Linked DNA regions of Homo sapiens: region 2 is linked to region 1. A link is a loop called in an ENCODE intact Hi-C map of the cell type or tissue named here. Cell type or tissue: GM12878. All regions are shown on one strand. Each heading gives the region's core, and the rest is flanking DNA. Links, peaks and the distances in the headings are about the cores only. Region 1 overlaps LOC340512 (a long non-coding RNA gene). Region 2 has its middle 170 kb from the start of RAD23B.

What was found. Hi-C counts contacts between places; a loop is a spot of excess contacts. Peaks named below come from ENCODE experiments on the same cell type or tissue, not always from the same donor. Only the 100,000 strongest peaks of a DNase experiment are listed, where the experiment ranks them.
Region 2: a loop joins it to region 1, with 9 times the contacts of the local background. A loop is called at or near these places in 2 of 110 quality-filtered maps.

Annotation. Positions count from the first base shown.
Region 1 is chr9:107,033,615-107,044,963 of GRCh38, forward strand. All of the region lies in intron 4 of LOC340512 (a long non-coding RNA gene), which reads right to left. Among named protein-coding and RNA genes, the nearest start is that of ZNF462, 180 kb to the left of the region's middle. In GM12878, for the core only: no CTCF peak of the experiment used is centred there; DNase peaks (open chromatin) are centred at 1,387 and 6,067.
Region 2 is chr9:107,107,635-107,118,983 of GRCh38, forward strand. It overlaps the pseudogene ACBD7P1. Among named protein-coding and RNA genes, the nearest start is that of RAD23B, 170 kb to the right of the region's middle. RefSeq lists a silencer at 5,395-5,534. In GM12878, for the core only: no CTCF peak of the experiment used is centred there; a DNase peak (open chromatin) is centred at 5,417.

The sequences.
Region 1 (11,349 bases), core at 1,113-9,112:
AGATTTGAATAAAATTGCTTTTATAAAAAGGGGCTCCTCAAGAAAGAAAAAATATTGAGAATTTCACCAGATCAAAGAGACACACTTCTTTAGCAGAAATAGATGATTAGTTGAGGTGTTTGTGATATAATTACAGATGGGTGGTGAGAGAACTCCCCCCCATGGTCCCCCATCATGCCCATAGACCTAGCACAGTATAGACTCCATGAGCTCCACCACTCCTTGATATGTAACCTTGGGCAAGTAAATGAACCTTCCTTAGTCTGTTTCTTCATCTTGAAAATGACTTCTCTTCTGGGGCGGTAATGTGGGCAGAATGAGAAAATGGATATAAAATAATGCAAGGGTTAGTCCTTATTTTGTTGGAGTGCCCACTGTAGTAGGTTTCTTTGAGGCTGACTTACCTAAAAGGATGATCTGGGATACATTTACTGCATTAAAGTTTCTTCAGTTCCCATCCAGATTCACTAAGGGAAACTGAAAGATACTTGAGTACATGAAAGATCTTAAGCTTGGTGCCCACATCAGAAGAAGTTTCTTGGTCTAAAGTAGTGATTCTCAAGTTTCAGCATGCCCCAGAATCACACAGAAGGTTTTGTTAACACACAGGTGGTGGCGTTCCACCACCAGAATTTTTGATTCAGTAGGTCCGGGATGGGGCCCAAGAATTTTCACTTCTAAAATGTTCCTAGTTGCTGCTGCTGCCATCCAGGAGACCACACTTGAAGAATCACAGGTCTTTGCTATCGTGAATAGTGCTGCAACAAACATATGCAGGCATGTGTCTTTATTTATAATAGGATGATTTATATTCCTTTGGGTATATACCCAGCAATGGGATTGCTGGGTCAAATGGTATTTCTGTCTTTAGGTCTTTGAGGAATCGCCACATTGTCTTCCACAGTGTTTGAACTAATCTACACTCCCACGAACAGTGTATAAGTGTTCTTTTTGCTCCACAACCTAGCCACCGTCTGTTATTTTTTGACTTTTTAATAGCCACTCTGACTGGTGTAAGATGGTATCTCATTGTGGTTTTGATTTGTATTTCTGTAATGGTTAGTGACGATGAGCTTTTTTTCATATGCTTTTTGGCCACATGTATGCCTCCTTTTGAGAAGTATCTGTTCATATCTTTTGCCTACTTTTGTATGGGGTTGTTTGGTTTGGTTTGTAAATTTAAGTTCACTTGCACCCCTTTAAAAAAAAGGAATCAATGAGTCTAAAAGACTTACAGATCTGAGACAGCGAGTCATTCCCCATGTGACCCCTTTTCAAAGCAGAGCCACCAGCACTATTCCCTGTCAATAGAGGAAGACATTTTTCGTTTCACAGATGAGTGGGGACTCTTGTTCCTTCTCTCCCAATCAGTGCTCTGAAGTGAAAGTCACTGACTTTTCATGATTAAACTCTGAAGCTTGGTTGGCCAGTCATTGAGGGAAGAGGCTGTAACCACACACCTAAATGAATGGGTTTGATTGATAATGAAGTGAGCTGTTTCTGGCATGATTGTGATGATGAAGGCATGGTCATGCTGCACGATGCAGGAGGCGATTAGGAGCAGTCTTCCTCGTTCATACTGGGTTAAAAAGGACTTCAGGGAGTGAGAAACAGCCAAATAGAGTAAATATAATTTTTAAGCAGGGAAATAAGCGCTACTGAGAGGTAATGCTGAAGGGAATATAAAATGTTGCCACCTGCCTTCTAAGCCTCCTTCTTATGCCTGGGAATTACCAAATGTGTGAAGTTGAGTCCAGTGCCCATAAAAGAAACTGCAAATACCAGGCACTTATCTTCCCTGCATTTAGGGGACCTGATGGAGACTCTGCCCCTCAGTGCAGTAACTCCAGATTCTACCTGAAGTTAACAAACCCAAGAAGCAGGGATTACTGAGAATCCACCTCTCAAGGAGTGGGGCAACTCTACTGAGTTTTTAGAAGCACCTGAAGCAGAAGTTCAAGGGGCAGCACAAGGCATGTTGGTGGTTTCAGGTATGCATGCTATGGTATCTAATGCTCAGGGGAGGTTACACTGGTGACTTCACCAGCTCAGTTGTCAGTTCTCGATCCTGGTTGGGTTTTGGCTACAGAGACTCCAAGCTTAGTGCCAGAGAGGTTTTTAGTTTGTTTGTGTGTTTTAATTTTGTTGTTAACTGTTGCTTGCAGCTGAGAACCCTGATCAATTCAAAATAAGTTTAAAACAAACTCCAAAATCAGAAAACCTAGTTATGAGTCCTGCTTTTCCATTTTTGTTTGTAATTTTGTGCAAATCTCTTAGCCTATCTCAGCCCTAACTCCTTAAATTGTAAATAGAGAAGAAGAGTAATTTCTACACAAAGGTTGTTGGAAATAATGAGACAAATATGTGGAAATGATTTTAAAACCATATTGCACTATAAAAACATGGGTTACTATTTTAATACAAATATAGACTTACATGGCCTCTCTATAACTGAGGCTTGATTTGGGCCCTTCCCCCAAATTAGTAAGCCTTCCCTTTTCTGTGCTCATCAGTACCTGAAATTGTCTCTACTTAGAGTATTTTCACAATGAATTTTAGTTACTTAATAATCTGTCTCTTCTACAAGACTGAGTTCAAGGGCAGTCTTGTTTACCTTTTCCTTTCCCTCTAGTATCAATTGGCACATAGCAGGTTCACGGTAATTGTCAATTGGATGAGAACATAAAAGAATTTGCCGAACACTCTAGGAGCATACTAGAAAGTTTCCAGTACAGATGCAACTCTCACTTTCTTCCTTGGCAACACTTTTTGGATTTGTAGCAACATGCCCCAATGGACAAGGGAGCGATCAGATGGAATAGGCTCATGGTGAGGCTACTGGTTGTCCTGCAGGTGCAAGTGATGGACGCAGTGGAGGAAATGCATTTTAATTGGTGGCATAAAAAACACTTCCCCAGTGCTGGGTTGGGTTGTAAGTGCCATCTGTCCTGCCACAGAGGATTAAAGGGAAGAACACCTTTCCCTGGATTCTGGAGACAGCGTAGGCATTAAGATGAGCTGTTGATATTAACTTGTCTGTGCTCCACCTGGCTAATTGCAGGCAAGGGAATCTGTCTAGGGTTTCCAGTTTGAAATCAAATGGATAATACAGTGGCAGGTCTCTCATTCCCAGGTGTTTGGTTGCGTTTGTTAAAGGGAATTCTAGAGAGAGTGAGAATTAAACATTTTTTGGCCTATCCTGGAAGGTTTTCTGTCAACATAATCCATTGTTTGATGTTTGATCTCCCAGTCACAGAAAAAAACAAAATGTGCTTCTTCATTCTGGCTCTGTCTTATCTTACACAACCTCTTTCATTTGCTTATTCCCTCCACAATTACTGAGTCCCTATGTTGAGTACTGGGGACACCAAGGAAGCTATAACATTGTTTCTGAAATATGAAAAAGTACTGTCATGGATAAGAAGTAGGGGAGGAAGTAAGACCTATAGAGGGAAGGAAGAAACAAAGCTAAGAAAGAAAAAGGGAAAGAAAAGACGCTTAGCTATGCCCATGGGTCACAGTCCCTGTTGTATTTTCTGTGCTGTCTCCCTCATTCTGTTTGAGAAATGCTTCCAGGAGGACCACCTATCGTAGTGCTTCTCCATTGTCTAGATGAAAGCCACATGGTCCAGACCTGGCCAACTCTGTTACAACATCTTCCTGTCCTCGGTGATGCATACAAAGATAGGACACAACAAAAGAAAAGCAAAGAGGGTCTCTCCATGAAACAGCCCATTAAGGTGCTGAAAAGGGAGAGATTTTTCCTCTGCTGAAGCCATGAGCTACACCTGTAAACACTGGGCTGCTGGAGGCCCTCAGTCTTGGGACTGGCTATGCTATGTTGTGGTAACAATCTGTAAGTCTCAGTTGCTGGTGACAAAGGTTTCTGCCTTGTTCACACTATCAGTACACTGAGGGGCAGCTGAGAGCTCTGTTCTAAATTCCCTTACTTGGGACCAAAGCTGATCAAGCAACCACTGATCTAAATGTTGCTAGTCACTATGGCAGAGGTAAAAAAGATTGAAGGGGTGTGTCCTGCCAATTAAATGTTCTAATCCAGAAGTGACACATGTCAGAAGTCACATGTCACTTCTGCTTACAACTCATTGGCCAGAACTAGTCATAGGACCCCAGCCCATCATAAGGGGATTGGGAGACATTAAGTCTCCTATGTTCCCAGAAGGGAGAGTAATCAGATATTTGGAGAACAAAGGAATGCATGTGTGTATGTATAAATGTATATAAGCATATAGATATATATGTATTTTTACATTAATGTGTGTATACATAGTCATGCATCATTTAGCAATGGAAATATGTTCTGAGAAATGTGTCATCAGGTGATTTTTGTCATCATACAAACATCAGAGTGTACTCACACAAACCTAGATGGTATAGCCTACTACACACCTAGCCTGTATGGCATATAGCCTATTTTTAGGCAGCAATTCTGTACAGCCTGTTACTCTACTGAATTCTGTAAGTAATTATAATTTACACCTATATCTTTGGCTTTCAGTGACTGTAAGCTTCTTGAAAGAAAGGCTAAACAATGTATCTATGTTTCCTAAAATATGAGAATTCCTTTCCTGAGACAAATATTGGCACCTGTGGTTGGGATAACATTTTACCCAGCAAGACCAAGAATCAATAAATAATGAATCCACATGCACAAATATTACTGCTTGTTATATTTTGCAGGGAGGGGAAACATTATATACATGAATAAACATTAGGATATGAATGTCCCTTTGCCTAATCTATGTGTGAATCTCATGCCATACGTTGCATTAAGTAAACAAAAGTCCATGAAGAATTGCAGCTCCCATCTTCAGTAATGGTTATAAAAATAACCGCATCCATCTACTATGTAATTCCCCTGTGCCCAGCACTATGCTGGGTGCTTAATATGCTTAATGCCGTTCTGTCCTCAGCACAACCCTGCAGTGAGTGAGTACAGTCATCCCCATTTTAGAGGCAAATAGACTGAGGCCCCAGAGAGTTTAAACAAGTTGCCCACAGCTGGTGGGGGTCAGGATCAGGATCTAGATGCTTCTTTTATGCCACATTCATCTCTCTGCCTCTTCAATGTCCTCATTCCCTAGCTCCAAAATCAACTTCTCAGTATTCACTTCTTAGGAGTGAGTTTCTGGCCCTTTCAGCTTCTACAGTAGGAGGTGAGCTTCTGGCAAGGAAATTGCGGGGGAAGAGAGAGTCGCTGTTAGGAAGGCAGCCAGCAGTGGCTGCCTCCCCATAGCACATGGGACAGGGCTGAAGAAACTGGAAGTGTTTACTGCAGAGGAGAATAATGAAAGGGTATGATTGCTGTCTTCAAGCATCCTAAATCTTTTATATGAGTGTCTCTAGAAGGTAAGCCCAGTGCAATGGGTGGGGATTTCAGTAAGAATCTTCTAATATCCCAGCAGTCAAGAGAATGGACTTAACAGAGGGCAGGTCATGCAAGGTGTTCAGACAGACTGGAAGGCGTCAGGCCATGGGGAAGGAGATGCACTCTGGAGTCAGAAAGACCTGGGTTGATCTAGTTCTGCCACATCTGAGCTCCGTGACATAGGACAGGTTATTTAAACACTGAGTCTCTCTTTCCTCATAAATTGAGCCAGATAATACCTATTCTGCAGGCTCATTATGAAAATTAGAAGTAATACATGCAGAGGACTGCTATAGAGCAGTGGAAATAAGAATATCATAATCATTGCCTTAGATGGGACATCTCCCTTAGCACAGCTCTTTGAGATTCAAGAATCAAATGAGAAGGGTAGAGCACTGACTGGTATGACCTGTAGAGATCTCACTGGGGTAAAAAGGTCTTTATGAAGCATAATATCCTAAAATGTGGGCAATTTTTTTGGGGGGGAGGATTTCATGACAAGTTTTGAGAGCAGCACTGATTGGTGGGAGGCAGCAGTCTTGTTACAGAAATTTTTTTCTTTGTGACTGTTGGTGGAGGGGTTGGGAATTTCCCATATTATGTGTACTTCATCTCCAATAAGGGATCAAGTTACTCTCTTTGACTTAACCGCAGCAAGCCTGTCATCGACCCTCTGTCTCGGTAAAATTCTCACCACTGAGTTTACAGTTGATTGATTGTTCCTTCCACATACTATAATTGCTTCATTAGAAGCTTCAGATGGTTCATTGTGTTGGCAACTTCCTGTAAAACTGTCTGCACAATCAGGGCCAGATACATGCCACTGAGTCACCAGGGATTGAATATTTGCGTGTGTGTGTGTGCATGTGTGTGTGTGTGTGTGTGTGTCTGTCTGTCTGTCTGTTTTCAAAAGGCAGACTATTATGCAGGGTTTATTCCATGGCTGAGGGGCAGCATCTGAGTGACCTCAGCCACCCCAGGGCATCAGTTACCATCTGTTTATTAACAGCTCTTCAATTTCTAGCTCCAGCCCAAGATCTCTTCCCTGATCTTCAGAATGAGATAGCAAAATGCTTCAAGGTATGATCCCACAAGCATCTCCAACTCAACATCCCTAATCTTGAGCTGATGATCCCCACTGCACCTCACTCCGCTAAAACCAGTGATCTCTCTCATTCCCCATCTCAGCAAATGGCATCACCATCCAGCAGTTGCACAGGCAGATTTCTGCCCATTGTCTGTTCTCCCTCACACTCTACACCCAGTCAGCAAGCCCTGTGAATTCTTTCTTCCACGCCTTTTTCTTCAGGTCCATTCCCTCATTCCCACAGTCACTTCCATTGCTTAAGCTACCACTATTTATTCCATGGGCTACAGCAACAGCCTCTTTCATTTGTGCTCCCTCCAAGCTCAAAAAGATGGCCAGTGCTGGGCATGGTGGTTCATATCTGTAATCCCAGATACTCAGGAAGCTGAGGCAGAAGGATCACTTGAGCCCAGGAGCTCGAGGCCAGCCTGGGCAATATAGAAAGACCCCATCTCTAAAAACAACAAAAAACCCTCAAACTGATAACATCACTTGCATATTTAAAACTCTTTAAAAACTTTATGCTGCAGTATACTTTTTTCCTTAGCATCTTGTATTCCTTTTTTACTTTCTTTTTTTTTTTTTTTTCCAGAGAGGACCTCTCTCTGTGCTGGTGTGCAGTGGCACAGTCACAGCTCACTGCAGCCTCAACCTCCAAGCTTAAGTGATCCTTCCACCTCAGCCTCCGGAATAGCTGGGGCCACAAGTGCATCCCACCACACCCAGCACATTTTTTTAGTTTTGGTAGAATTAGGGCTCTCACCACATTGCCCAGGCAGGTCTCAAACTCCTGGGCTCAAGTAATCCCCTTGCCCCGGCTTCTCAAAATGCTGGGATTACAGGCATGAGCCACTGTGCCCATCCCCTTTCTTTTTAAAAAATAATCCTTATTTCTCATAACACTCTTTTTCCCTGACATCAAGGGTCGTGTCTTTCTTATTCACCACAGTATATCCCCATGATTAGCAGCTGTTAGCCACAGAGAAGGAGCTCAGGAACCATCCACAGCCATGAAAGAACAAAATAGGAGGTCATCTTGTTAGCTGACATTTCTCCCTATAGTCTAAAATGTCTTCGGGGACGGAGAATGGAGCTCTTCAAATATCAAATGGGCAGAACGTAACAAATAAGTCTACCCGGAGTATGAGATGCAAGCCTTTCACAAATGTGCCTCTCCAGCCTTAGCTCTACCAAATCCCATCCTTTCCTCTCACCTCCATTACTGCTGTCTGTGCTCCAAGTGGCCAGAACTGTCCTCTCCTGTCTGCAAACACCCCAGGCCCATTCACATGCTCATTCATATCACCATTGCTTTTGCACATGTGTTCCTCTGCCTTTTCCTTCCTTCCTTCTCCACCCAGGGAAATTCTGCTCATCCTCAGTGGCCACTTCTTTGACTACCCCAGGTAAAGATAGTTGCTCCTACCTTGGGTTAGTCAGTTCAGGCTGCCATAAACAAAACACCATAGACTGGGTGGCTTAAAGAACAGACACTCATTTCTCACACTTCTGGAGGCTGAAGTCCAAGATCAGGGTGCCAGCATGGTCAGGTTCTGGTGAGGGCTCTCTTCCTGGGTTGCAGGTGGCTACCTTCTCTCTGTGTCCTCACATGGTGGTGGGAGAGAGAGAGAAAGCTCTCTGGTCTCTTCTTTTAAGGGCGCTCATCTATGAGGACTCTACCCTCATGACCTCATTTGAATCTGATTAACCTTCAAAGGCCTCACCTGCAAATAACATCATATTGGGGTTAGGGCTTCAATATATGAATTTTCAGGGGGATACAAACATTCCTCACTCCGTAAATCTCTTTATCCTACCTTCCTACTTTACTATGTGTAATCATTATAATGACTACAAATATCAAGCACTTACTATGTGTTTCATATTTTTTTTATTTCATTCAATTCTCATTCTTATCCTAAGAGGGTAGGTAATTGATATGGCTTGAATATTTGTTCCCTCCAAATCTCAAGTTAAAATGTGATCCTCAGTGTTGGAGGTGGGACTGAGTGGGAGGTGTTTGGGTCCCCAGGGCAGATCACTCATGCATGAATGGCCTGGTGCCCTCCTGGTGGTAACATGGTAATGAGTGAGTTCTTGCTCTATTAGTTTATGCAAAATCTGATTGTTAAAAAGAGGCTGGCACATCCTCCCCTCTCTCTTGCTCCTTCTCTTGCCACATGACAGGCCCTCTCCCCCTTCACCTTCTGCTACGATTTAAAGCTTCCTGAGGCCCTCACCAGAAGCAGATACTGGCACTATATTTCTTGTACAGCCTGCAGAGCCATGAGCCAAATAAACCTCTTTATAAATGGTCCAGCCTTGGGTATTCCTTTATAGCAACGTTAAATGGACTAATAATACAGCACTTTTGTCCCTATCTCAGAAATGAGGAAAAAGTCACAGAGTAGATAGACCATTTGCCCAAAGTCTTACAACCACCAAGGGGTGGCCCTACCCAAGCCTGGAATCAGGGGCTCCTGACCCCAAAACCAAAGACTAACCACTCTCTTGTATTGCCTAGAGCAGGAGTTGGTGAATGTTTTCTGTAAAGGGCCAAATAGTAAATATTTTAGGCTTTGCAGGGCATATGTTCTCTATCATAACTACTCAACTCTGCCATTATAGCACAAAAGCAGCCATAGAAAATATATAAATGAATGAGCATGGCCTTGTTCCAATAAAACTTTATTTATGGACTCTGAAATTTGAATTTCATATAGTTTTCATGTGTCACAAAATAGTCTTCTTTTGATTTTTTTCCCAACCATTTAAAAATGTAAAACCAATCTTAGCTCACAGGCTGTACAAAAACACATAGTATGCTGATCCCTGGCCTAAACCACTACATTGAACTTAGAATAGTAATTAGTTTTTAAACATATCTCTCTTCTCCAATTCCCCCTGACCTTCTCAAGCAGGAGCCTGCAGTACTCATTCTGTTTCTCCAACAGCCCACTTAACATTTTCCTCTTCAGTGTCTTTTCATACAGTATAGGGCTGCTTCCTTACCACCTTCATGTCCTTGTCCTTCTCAGCGAGGTTGGCCCTGGCCACACATCTAAAAGTGTAGCAGCCTCCTCTACAATTCATGCCCTTTATCCTGTTTTATCTTTCTCCTTTGTACTTCTCAAGCACGTAATTTTATAACCAAGCATGTAGTCTTTCCATTTATCTTGTTATTTATCTTGTTTAGTGTCCCCAGTAGAATGTTAGTTACTTGCAGGCAAGCACTTCCCTTTTGTACACTGCTGTAAACCCAGAACCTAGAAGGGTATGTAGCGCATAGTAAGAGCAAAATAAATATTTTCTTAAGGAATCATTCACTTATCTAAGTCATTTTAAAAATCCAGCACAGAGTAGATTCTCAAAATTAAAAGCTTAGGCTGGGCACAATGGCTTAATGCCAGTAAACCCAGCATTTTGAGAGGACGAAGTGGGCAGATCACTTGAGGTCAGGAGATCCAGACCAGCCTGGCCAACATGGTGAAACCCCATCTCTACTAAAGATACAAAACTTAGCCAGGTGTGGTGGCAGGCACATGTAATCCCAGCTACTCAGGAGGCTGAGGTAGGAGAATCACTTGAACCCAGGAGGCGGAGGTTGCAGTGAGCAGAGATCACGCCTTTGCACTCCAGCCTGGGCGACAGAGCAAGACTCCATCTCAAAAAACAAAAACAATTAAATGAACAGCTAGATGAGGTATGGATCATGTTTCCTCCCAAGATCTTATGCTTTTGGGTTTGTAGAAAATCTCTCGTTTTCTATGGAGTATGTAGAGGGCAGAAACGGGCCCTTGCTTTGTCTATCTGATCTCCCTGTTAGATGCTGATCTGCACTGAGGTTTCTTGGAGGTGTGAACTCCTGACCCTGTTCCTTCTGGAATGCTGGGCTGGAGTATCTCAGGGAGGAGGCAGGACGTGACTAGGGCAAGGGGATCAGCCTCAGACGGGAGCAGCAGATGGAGCCGGGGACAGCTTGGTAAGGAAGGCCTGGAATCCTGGCAGGAAAGAGAAAAGGTGCATGCCAGGGTTCCCGGGCGGGCTGGCAGAGTAGAACAGGCTTCTTGTTAAGTTAATTGAGGTAATTTCTGCTGCCACCTTTTGGATAGTAGCAAAATTCTCTTTCCACCAGCCACTGATCATATCTCTGCCTCCTGCCACATTTCATTGTACAGACAGTGCACTAAATTTAGCTACATTTATTTAGCTGTTCCTTAAAACTTTGTCACTTAAAAAATAATTATAGGATTTCTCTGACAGACTGCAATACACAGAGTGCACCAAATTACAGGTATAATTTGGAGATCCAACTGGGATCACCAAATAAAATTGACAGCAGCGGCCTAATTCCAGAATAATCCATGTGGCACTGGAGAGGATTTGTTCCTTAGGCCCCTCTCCTTAATCTGTGTATTGAGCCAAAAGGTCAAAGAAACCAAAGCGAAATAAAGGAAGTGGCCTTTAGGCCAAGGTATGGACCCCGGGGAAGTCCAGCCTTCCTTCTGCTTGGCAGAACTGGGCAGACCACCAGGCCCCAGACGTGCTCTCCCCGAGTGCAAAGAAAGTTAACTTCCATCCTTCCACCCAGCCAGGAGCCTGACAAGGTGAGCTCTAGGAGAGAAGGGCTTCATTAATTTTTAAATTTTTCTTTTGCATTTTCTGTGATTGTGAACTACAGGAACCAAGGTTTGGCTCCCAAGGAAAAATTGATGCTCAGGAAGAAAACAGCAGGTCCTTCTGGGAAGTGAAGACACCACTCAGCAGAGCCTAAGTGGACATAAAGCCACAGAGTGATGGATAATTGTGTTACCAATTCATTTCACAAACGGTGCTGAGGTCCTGCTGAGCTGCTGCTTTTGTACAGACCCTG
Region 2 (11,349 bases), core at 1,040-9,039, 74 kb after region 1:
TTCAGTAAAAGGTTGATGAATGAATTGATGTGTCAGTCCGGAAACACTGATACTACACTGATAGAATGAGTCCAAATTATGACTGAGATAGAAGACCTAAGGAAGTGATCTGGTAGTGTCTAAGTGGGCAGGCTCTGGAGTCAAACTGCCTTGGTGTGAATCTTCATCAGGACCTCTGTCTTCCACATCAGATTTTCCCTAAGCTTCAATTACCTCCTTCAAAAGCAAAGGAGGGAGGAAGGCAGGGAGGGAAGAAGGGAAGAATGGAGGGAGGGAGGAATGGAGGAAGGAAGGGAGGAAGAAAGGGAGAGGGAGGGAGGCAGGAAGGAAGGAAGGAAAGAAAGAAAAAATCTACTTCATTGATGTGCAGGTTTAAAAAAATAGTTAATGTAAATCCTTAGCAGAACAGCTGACACTTATAGTACTCAATAAGTGGTGGTTAATGTTCTTACAAATTGGAAACAAAATTCAATCTTTGAGAGGTATTTATAAATCTACTGACTGCAGCTGAATTTCAGAAGGTGACAGTGACATAGAGCTAGCACTTAGATGCCTCCGGTCACCCTGAGATGTCCAAGTCCTCTCTTTAACAGGTGCCTGCCAAGACCAAGACAGGGAGACACTTTTCCCAGCTCCAAACTTGCCCTGGAAGAGATCACAGAAGAATAAAGGCGTGGAGTCTGGGTTTCCATGTCTCAGTTGCAAGACCCTGCACCAGAATTTGTTACCTCATTACTTAGTGTCTGAGCCTTGAAGAAAACATGTAAATTATGCAGAAAGGCACCATATTGTCGGAGGCAAATGAGACCTTCATTATCCCTGTGTGAGCAGAGCTTAGCCAACAGAGCAGAGAGAAACAGTAAACCCTTCAAGGTCTGGCAGCACAGATGGGTGCCCAAAAAGGTTCCAGGGACCCTCAGAGCAGGGCCAAACGCTGTCGTTATTCAAGTGGTTAACACATGGCTAGGCACGTGGTGTGTTCCTAATGATTTTGCTTCTCTGCAGCCTTCTCCAGGGGAGGCTGCTCTTCTGCCCACAATCCTCACTACCACGTTGTTAAAACACACAGCCTACAACCCAGGGGGTTTGCATTCTCCTGGGTCCCATGGTGATTAGCAGGAATGTCCATTCCCCTGGGATTCCAAGACCCTCTGACTCCATGACTCACGATACTAGGCTGTATCATCGTCTCCTACCACCAGCCCTCTACTTACACTTGAACTATATTTAAATTCATCCTCTGTGTTTACTGGAGACCATGGCATCTAGTGCTTGGCATAAAGTAGATATTCATTCAACATTTGCTCAATGTTGGCATCAGTTCACAGTCTTCCTCTCCATCCCCAACCCCTGCTGCCATCTCAGATGCCCTTGAGATCTGTTAAGAGATCCTTCCAGCATCTCTTCTTCCAGAATCTCACTTTACCTGTTTTCATAGCCTTCTCTTCCATTCCAGGAACTCACATTTATGGCCACAGTTTGCCCCTGCCAACATTTACCTCTGAAACCTTGACTTCAAAACATTGTCCATCTGACCACAACCTCGTATTCTGTCTCCTCTCCCACTCCCCACAGGACTGATCCAAACCACCACCACTTTTCTCAAGTCCTGTTCCACATCTGTTCTGTCGCTATGCCACCGGTCTCACCTCACATAGTAAATGTTACCACATATAAATTATTCTCAGATTCCCTCCAGCTTCTGACCTGGCCATTCACTTCCACAGTTAACTATATTTCCATCTATTATTATTTCTTCTCTTGTGGTCCCTTAGGAAGAAAAGCTTCTTTTCAAAGCTGATCCTTCCACTCTTGAAACCTGTGATCATCTGCTTGAAATAGTACGTATTTCAGCAACCTCTTTCTTCTATCACTCCACCTCTAAAGTTACCTTGTATTTGCCAAACCCAGTGAACTTGTAGTTACTCAACTTTGTGTTGATATATCTAAAGCGTTTCACAAGTTTGGCCATATCTTTTCACTTAGAACCCTCTTCTCTGTCATCTAAACTGCACCCACCTTGAATTTTACTCTTCCCTCTACATTCACCCTTGCAGGAAGTTTTCCCTGGATCTTTCACCTTTTTCATTCTTTTTTCTTTTTCTTTTTTGAGACAGAGTCTTGCTCTGTTGCCCAGGCTGCAGTGCAGTGGCTTGATTTCGGCTCACTGCAACCTCCACCTCCCGGGTTCAAGCGATTCTCCTGCCTCAGCCTCCTGAGTAGCTGGGATTACAGGCACGCACCACCAGGCCCAGCTAATTTTTGTATTTTTAGTAGAGACGGGGTTTCACCATGTTGGTCAAGCTGGTCTCAAACTCCTGACCTCGTGATCCACCCACCTCAGCCTCCCAAAGTGCTGGGATTACAGGCGTGAGCCACCACACCCGGCCTGTTCATTCTTTAAATACAGGCGTTCTTGGGGAATTCATCCTGAATTCCCTTTTTTTTCTTGCTCTTTGCCCACTTCTTGGGTCACAGTACCTACTCACATGGCTTCTACTGTATCTGTGTCCATATCATCACTCCCCCATCAATATCTCCCTTGTCCTCTCCCTTGAGCTTCAAACCCATATATCCAACTACACATGGAAACCTCCACCTTGATGGAGGGCCTCGACCTGCTCCAGACCCTGTGCAGTCTCTTCCCCAGCACATCCACTTGGCACCTGAATTATGCAACTCACTTGTGGCCCCACAATCCATCTAGCTGAGACTCAGGCATGTGAGGCAATAGACCATGATCTGACATACATAGTGTTTTTCCTTCTGTCACTGAGATGGGCTGAGCAAGGGCTGGGTTTGCTGTGGGATCGACTGCAATAGTTAGCTGTAAAGTAAATGACCATAAAGAGTAAAGGAACTTTAACCTGAAAAGGAGGTATTTCCAGCTAGGATAGAAGTTATGTTGTTATTATGAAATTGACTGGGAGGTAGGGTTCTCTAGGGTCTTGCAAAGAGAAAGAGATAGAAATTGGGAAGCGATCTCTGGCATTTAGCAGCAGGAGGCCTATGTCATTAAATTACACCAGTGAAACTCACTCTTTTAAGTTCTATACAGTTTGGAAAATATAGTTTGAGTACCTGTATATTGAACTCTGGGATGGGGTAAAGAAAGAACAGATTACGGTCAAGTTTTCCACCACTACCACTACCACCACCACCTCAATCCTTATCACCTACCAGATGTGACTTGTGAAAAGCAAAGAGAACTTTATGTTTGTAAATAGAGATCAAAAGTAGCTAAAGCCAAGCAGACCTACAGAAAAGTCATAGACTAGCAAGATCAACATTTTGGTCTCTACTTCTGTCTTTTTGAATATCGTGATTTAAATGTTCTGCCTTTGTCCTATTGTAGACATTTCTATAATGACGATAGCTATTATTTTGGTACCCCATACTAGCCACAGGTAAGTCAAGTGGCTGAAGTTGCAGACGAGGTACCACAGCACCCCTCAAGGCAGGCCAGTCTGAGTACTCTGAAAGCAGCCTCTGCGTGTGGCTGGCCAGCCCAGCTGAGGTCTGATTGGTGGAATTGCTTCATGATCTGATTGATCCAAATTTTAGGCAGTGATGACATTTACAAAAGTGTGCATTGCAGTGACTATTCCTGCTGTGATGTCATGGCAAGAAAATTGTATATGGAACGAAGCACTTTGCTCTTGATTAAATATGTAGTTCAACAGATTATGCAAATAATGTATCCCCAAACACATCTCCAAGTAAAATGGACTGAAAATGTGTGAACCTGTATATTATAGCTGAGGCGGTATGAATGCCATTTCATATGTGCAAAGGTGGAAGCAATATCACATTTTAAAGCCACCCCTCCTGCAAGCTGTAGAGAATTTAGCCTCAGTCTTCTTGGGGGTTTCTCCCAGAGTAGGGCAAATTCATTTGTTTATACAGATCAGCCTAAGACAGCCCAACTGCATATGGTCCTTTGGGGTTCATTGCTTCTGGCTGCTTCTGGGGCAAAGTGCTATTTACCAAGCCTGGAACCCAGGCAGCCCTTCTCCTCTGATGCCTACCAGGATTAGGGTCCTGCTGCTGACCTTTCAGCCCCTACTTGATTTCTATCGATCCTTTCTTTAGTCTCTCTTTTAGGGTTTCCCTTGGTAGCAGTCTCCCTTGAGGTCACTAGGCTTCCTCTCCTCAGTGAGCTTAGATTTTGGGAAGCAAAAGGCAGAAAGGGAAGTATTTTGCAAGCAACTCCTGCTTTTTATTCTATCAAGAACTTCCCTTGAGGTAAGAAGGCACAGAGCCTCCTCCCTGCCTAAATGGTGATGGGAAAGAAGAGGACACAGAGGAAAACTATCAGTTTGTATCTCCAGAACTTACTCTGCCATTTAGAGTTTCCATGGGTGTGCACTTGAGTGAGTGACAGATCGGTTACCTACAGGAAAAGTAAGATGAGATTGTTTGGGAGACAGCTCTCAGATGGTGTCACAGCCTGCTGTTACCACTATTCCTGATGAAACTGTCATTTGGCAACAAAAGTAGATCCTGCCTTCTATTCCAATGCAAGATCTGTGTCTTATAGGAGTACTTTTCCACATATATTATTTAATCTGAGTTCCTTTAACCCTCTCATGAGAAAGGCTGTATGATCCCCATATCAGCCAAGACCAAGACTCTTAAGAAGCGAAGCCATCTAGCTAGTGTGAGGTGGGGCTGGGATGTGAACCTGTGTCTATCCGGCTCCTGGTCTCTGTGCTCCTTGCAACTCGGACAGCACACTGGCACACTGGCTCCCTTCCGTCTCCCCACACACACAACAGAGCTGTCCACCGCAAGGCTCAGAGCTCAGGCAGCCAGGCGGGCATCCTTTCACCTCTCTCCTCAGCCCATGAGTCTTTGGCTGTGCTGCTATTTTACATGGAGCCTCCTTTTCCCACCCAAATCCAGCTCAAGCTGCCTCCCTCATGACTCACCATCCAGAGGACTGTGAACTATGTCTCCCTGTCCTTCTCCAAATTAACCATCCCTCTCTAGTGACCCTTACCTCGCCTCCCTCATACTTTGGGATTTATACACATGTCTCATGTCCCCCAGTACTCTAGAGGCTCTGAGGTGGCATGACCATGTCTGATTTATTGCTACACTCCCAAGAAACATGGTCTGATACCTAGGAGATACATAAGAACTGTCCATGGAATGGAAGAATGAACAGATAGATGAGTAAATGAATGTACGTATGAAAAAGGGAATAAATGAGTGAATGAACTAATGAAATGAAAGTGAAAACCCATAGAGGATGGCAAGAATGCCAAGCAGCCATTATACAGAGTGATGAGATAGGATTCACTGCAAAGCATGCTGGAGAGAAGAAACACTGAGATTAAGATGATTCCAAAATGCAAATATGGCTGCAGGTCTAGGGAACTGAAAAACACTCTTTATGTCCCACTAGCCCCATGTTTCACTCTGGACTTACTTTATGGGGAAGTGGTATACTGGTTTCTGGAGCTCACTTTCATAAAGCCCTAGCCCTTCCTCCTGTTCATTAATAAACAGTTACAGGACAACAGCACTATAATAGGTAATAATTCTGGTGTACCCACCATGTGCCAGGCATTCTTCCAAGTACCTCATTCAATTCTCACAACAATAAGATGAGACATAGACTGTTATTTATCTGATTTTACAGATGAAAAAATGGAGGCTTAGAGAAGTCAAATACTTTTCTTAATGTCACTCATTTAATAAATGGCAGAACTAGAATTCAAACCCATGTTATCTGACTTCAGAGCCATCCCTCCTAATCACTCTCCCATCAAGCAGCACATTCCTATGGCCGGCTGGCTAGGAGACTAAGTTTCCATTCATTGAGCACTTGCTCTGTGATTCACCAAACATGCTGTAGACATTCAATCCACAATAACCTCATGACTGAAGGACCAGACCATTTTGATCCCCATTTTACAAACAAGGACACTAAGGTTTGTGTGACCAAGTGATGCCACTAGAAAATGACAAAGCTGGGATTTGAACCCAAGTTGGCTTATTCCAAAACCAATGCTGTTTACCACACTATTCTCTATCCCAGAAGAAGCACTCATTTTCTTTCTCCTTCAATAAATGGTCACGGGGTCCAAGAAAGAGACCTATATTTGAAATCAGGTTATTTGTGTTCCAGTCTTGGTTCTTCCACTTGGGTCTGTACCTTGGGCACGTCCTTTAACACCTCTGAGCCTCAGTTTCCTCATCCATCAAATGGAGCCAATCATGCCACATTACAGAATTATTGTGAGGGTTAAATGAGAAGCTAATGCTGATGAAAGCACTGTGTAAACTTTTTCTCTCTGAGGTAGAAAGAAGTCAATAGATATGATTATACTTCTCCTGGGAGTGAATAAAATGAGTCTCACAGAGATGAAGTGAGTAGTCTAACAATCTCACAGAGAGTCGTTCATTAGAGCAGGAATGAAGCCCAGATGTCCCTAGGCAGAAGTCCATGTGCCTTTTGCGAGGTGGCCAAGGATCATTATTTTGCACGGGTGAGACTCTGCCAGCCCCAGAGTGCTTCTTCAGTTTCGACGCACACCATCTTTCCCCCATCCTACACCTCCTTAGCTCTTTCTGGGCCCCTTGACAGTCAGGGTAAAAGTCTTTTTCCGTCTTTCCTAGGCTTAACTGTAAAATTATGTGGTCTTATTGTGTTAGAGAGTTCTACCCAGGATGAGCGATGCTGAGAGAAGGCAGCGTGAGCCTGGTCAGGCACGCTTGTCAAGAGCTTGAGATGCTCTGTTAATGAATGTCATTTTGGAGCTGGTTGGGATTAAGCCATTATCTGTGTGATCTTCACCTGACTCTTGATGGACCAAAATTCATACATTCCAATTCTGTGCTTAACTAGGAAGGCTTTACAGCTCCTTTCTCCTCTAGAATCTTTTCAATCTCCGGGACCTATTATGCAGCAATTTTGCTTTCTCCAATTTCATTTTCACTTTCAAAGTGAATGTCATTTGTCAGGCAAACCACATATTCTTTGGATCCCTATCTGCTAAATTATTTCTGAACTTGACTTTTTTGGGCCCCCATTCTGGCTGACCTAAATTCTTCTCTGTCTTCTACCATTTCTCCCTTCTCTCTGAAGGCAGCCATTTGTGGCTTCGTTGCCTAAAGAAGCTGTTTCTGGAAGCACTTATCTGTTACCCCAGTTGGAAAGTTATCATTTGTATCTAAATTAGCTAGTGTGATCTTTTATCTGAACTCCAGGCAGAGCTGATCCTTTGTATGAGAACTACCCATCAGGTTTCAGACCCATCTGCAGCATCATTCTCAGATGACTTACTTTGGAACTAAGATTTAAGTCTTCAGTGTTTCTAAATGTAAAGATTGTCAGTGTAGCCACTTTTCAAAAGAACTTGACACTCTCACAAGGGTGATACCTAAATCTCAATTAGGCCATCTCCTGCCCAAGCTCATCTCAGAAGCAATGTCATGCATGGACCCCTGGTGTTTCTGTCCTAATGTTGCCAACTGTAGACAGAATGCCTGATAGAGGGAAACAGTTCCACAGTAGCAAAGAATGATTTCATACAATTCACCTTCAGGGTTAGCAGCAAAGAGATTTTGCAATGAAATCGGAAATGTTAACACATGTCAAAAATGATCTCACAAGAGGGCTGGCAGCCTTGCTCTGCCCAATGTTGGACATACCATGGATAGAGCATTGGGCTGGAGTTTGAAGTACCCCAAATCCAGAGGACATGACCACATGTCAATTTTGCAGAGAATAACAAAGATCATGAAGAGGCCAAACTGCATAAAGGTTGGTTAAAAGAACTGGAATGTTTAGCCTGGAAAGGAGAGACTTTTGTGGGGATAAGCAGGGTGGAAAATTCTGTCTCAGACTCCTGTTTTATAAATTAGAAACCTGAGACTTAGCACAAACCCAGGGAATAACCAGAGTGAACATTTTAAAGAATAAATGAGATCACTTTGCTTTGCTGCCTAAAACCATCCAATGATTTCCCCACTGATGTTAGAATAAAGAGCCAGCCCCAAGCCATGGCCTCCAAGACCCCACATGGAGGCACTGGTCCCTCTGTGTTGGGTAGAGAATCAGTTAAGCTATACAATCAAGAGACTCCCAAATATCAGGTAGAAGTTTATTTCTCTACCTTGTTATACATGGCACCACAATTTGCAGACCAGGCCAGGCCTCAATAAGGTGCAGTTAACAGACACTGTCAGCTGACACTTCAGGAACATACCAGGGAATGAAAAGGAGACCCTGGCCTACTTCACATACATGATGAAGAGTAACAAGAAGAGACTGGATTAGAAACTGGAAGATGGTATGTAGCTCCAGTGACGATGAAGCACATCTTAAAGGAATGAAGCAGAATGCACAGGTGATATCTGCTACATTTCAGTCCATAAAGACTTTTTTTCCCCGTACATAGCTCACTATAACCTTGGACTCCTGGGCTCAAGAGATCCTCCCACTTCAGCCTCCTGAATAGCTAGGACAACAGGTGCATGACATGAGACCCGGCCAATTTTTTAATTTTTTGTGGAGACGGTGAGGGGGGTGGGGTGTCTCACCATGTTGCCCAGGCTGGTCTTGAACTCCCCACCTCAAGTGATCCCCCCATCTTGGCCTCCCAAAGTGCTGGAATTACAGGAGTGAGCCACCCCTTCTGGTCTGTTAAATTTTATTGTAAATAAAATAGTGTGAATAATGAAAATTAGTCACAGATGAGTGGTGAAGGGAAGGCAGGCAGTCTCTGTCATCCTTAGAAGGGAGCTTCTGTATCTGGGTGCAGGTGGCTCCTCCAAGCTCTTTCACTTTTCAGAGTCTGCTTAAGGGGTTCCTTGGGGCATCCGTTGCCCACCCTATCTAAATGAGCTTACCCAGCATATATTTTGTCTTAGCTCAGCATCCTGCTTGTTTCTTTCACAGCACTTACCACAATTTATACTTGTTTATTTATTTATTAGATTTAATTATTTTTATCTATCCTTCCTCCCCTTCCTACACTGCTAGACTGATAGTCTCCATAAGGGTAGAGTAGGAATCTTATATGCCTCATTCATTACTGTATTAGTTATCTGCTACTGCTTAACAAATTACCCCAATACAGAATAGCTCAAAATAATAAACATTTGGCTGCCTCATCCCAGGCTGAGCACCGCGCGCAAAGCCGTGCAGAGATTGGAGGCCGTGTGGGTCCCTGGTCTGGGCCATGTCTGGCTGTGACGCCCGGGAGGGAGACTGTTGTTCCCCGAGATGCGGAGCGCAGGACAAGGAGCATCCAAGATACCTGATCCCAGAACTTTGCAAACAGTTTTACCATTTGCGCTGGGTCACTGGGACTGGAGGAGGAATTGGCTTGAGGCATGGCGGTGAAATCTACATTGCTCCTTCAGGAGTGCAAAAGGAACGAATTCAGCCTGAAGACATGTTTGTTTGTGATATAAATGAAAAGGACATAAGTGGACCTTCGCCATCTAAGAAGCTAAAATAAAGCCAGTGTACTCCTCTTCTCATGAATGCTTACACAATGAGAGGAGCAGGTGCGGTGATTCATACCCACTCTAAAGCTGCTGTGATGGCCACCCTTCTCTTTCGAGGATGGGAGTTTAAAATTACCCATCAAGAGATGATCAAAGGAATAAAGAAATGTACTTCTGGAGGGTATTATAGATATGATGATATGTTAGTGGCACCCATTATTGAGAATACACCTGAGGAGAAAGACTTCAAAGATAGAATGGCTCATGCAATGAATGAATACCCAGACTCCTGTGCAGTACTGGTCAGACGTCATGGAGTATATGTGTGGGGGGAAACATGAGAGAAGGCCAAAACCATGTGTGAGTGTTATGACTATTTATTTGATATTGCCGTATCAATGAAGAAAGTAGGACTTGATCCTTCACAGCTCCCAGTTGGAGAAAATGGAATTGTCTAAGCCAAAAGAAAGTCTAATTATATACAGAGATAAAGTTAAACATAATTATTATTTAAATGAAAGCTATTTTTTTAAATGAATTGAAATTTTTCATGACGCTACTAATTTGCCATTAAATACTGCAAATGGTCACCCTGAATCTCTTCTGACATTGGATGTTATTTGCTTATATTCTTATAATTTTAAATGAGGGGACAGTGAAATGAAAATTTTATACTCTATGTTTCTGTTTATTTTTAAATCCTTAACAGCAAAATATTTGCCTTTAATTTCTTTTTTATATATACTCTCAGAGAATTCCTCTTAATTTTTAAAGATGCTGGTGATAATAAAATTCATTGGAAAATTTCAAAAAATAATAATAATGATAATAAACATTTATTATCTCACAGTTTCTGTGAGTCAGGAATTTAGAAGCAGCTTTTCTGGATGGCTTTGGATTGGAGTCTCTTAACATCAAGGAAGATGTCAGCTGGGACGCAGTTATCCAAAGGCACAGCTGGGGTGGAAGGATCCAAAAAGGCTCACTCACCTGGTGCTGGTTGTCAGCAGAGGCCTCGGCTCCTTTCCACAAGGAGCCTCTCCAAGCACTGCTTGAGCATCTGCACAACATGGAAGCTGGCTTCTCCTGGAGTAAGCACTGCAAGAGAAAGCAAGGCAGAAACCACAGTGTCATTTATGACCCAGTCACGGAAGTCGCACACTATGATTTCTGCACTATCCTATTGGTTACATAGGTCAGCCCCATTCATTGTGGGAGGGGATCACACATGGATGTGAATGTCAGGAAACAGGGATCACTGTGGGCCATCTGGAAAGCTGGCTACCACAACTACTCTTTCCCTTAGCAGCCAGTGTCATGCTGGCAAATGGTAGGCACTTAATATATGTTGGCTCGATGAATGAGTGAAGGGGGACAGCTCAAGTCAACTCGATATTATCAAGATTAGTAGCTGGAGTCAGCCTTGAAATCAGGTTTTCAGTCTCTTAGTGCTCTCTCCCTATACCACACTGTCTTCTTTATGACTTCTCCTACCATGTGCCCCCTTTTCCAATACTCGGACACACCGCCTTATCTTTCCCAGCCTGTACCAGCCTGTACACAACCTGATAATGGCTCATCTGGCAAAAAAAAAAAAAGAATCATGCATTACTGAAATATGTCTTTGCTTTAGTACCTGGAGGAGAAAGCAGGGCCCTGGGAGGGGATGTGAGGGCCTGACAGATGCCATAAGCAGCATTTGAGAGTCTAAGGCAGCGGTTTTGAAACCAGCATGCGGGAGACTCAGCAGGGAGTTTGGTAATGCGTCCAGGTTAGAACCCAAGAATCTTCAGTTAGGCAGGTTTGTGGGGAGTTCTGATTGCTGGTGGGTGAACAAACAATCCCACTCCTCCAGCTCTTTTGTACCACTGGGGTCACGCTTCT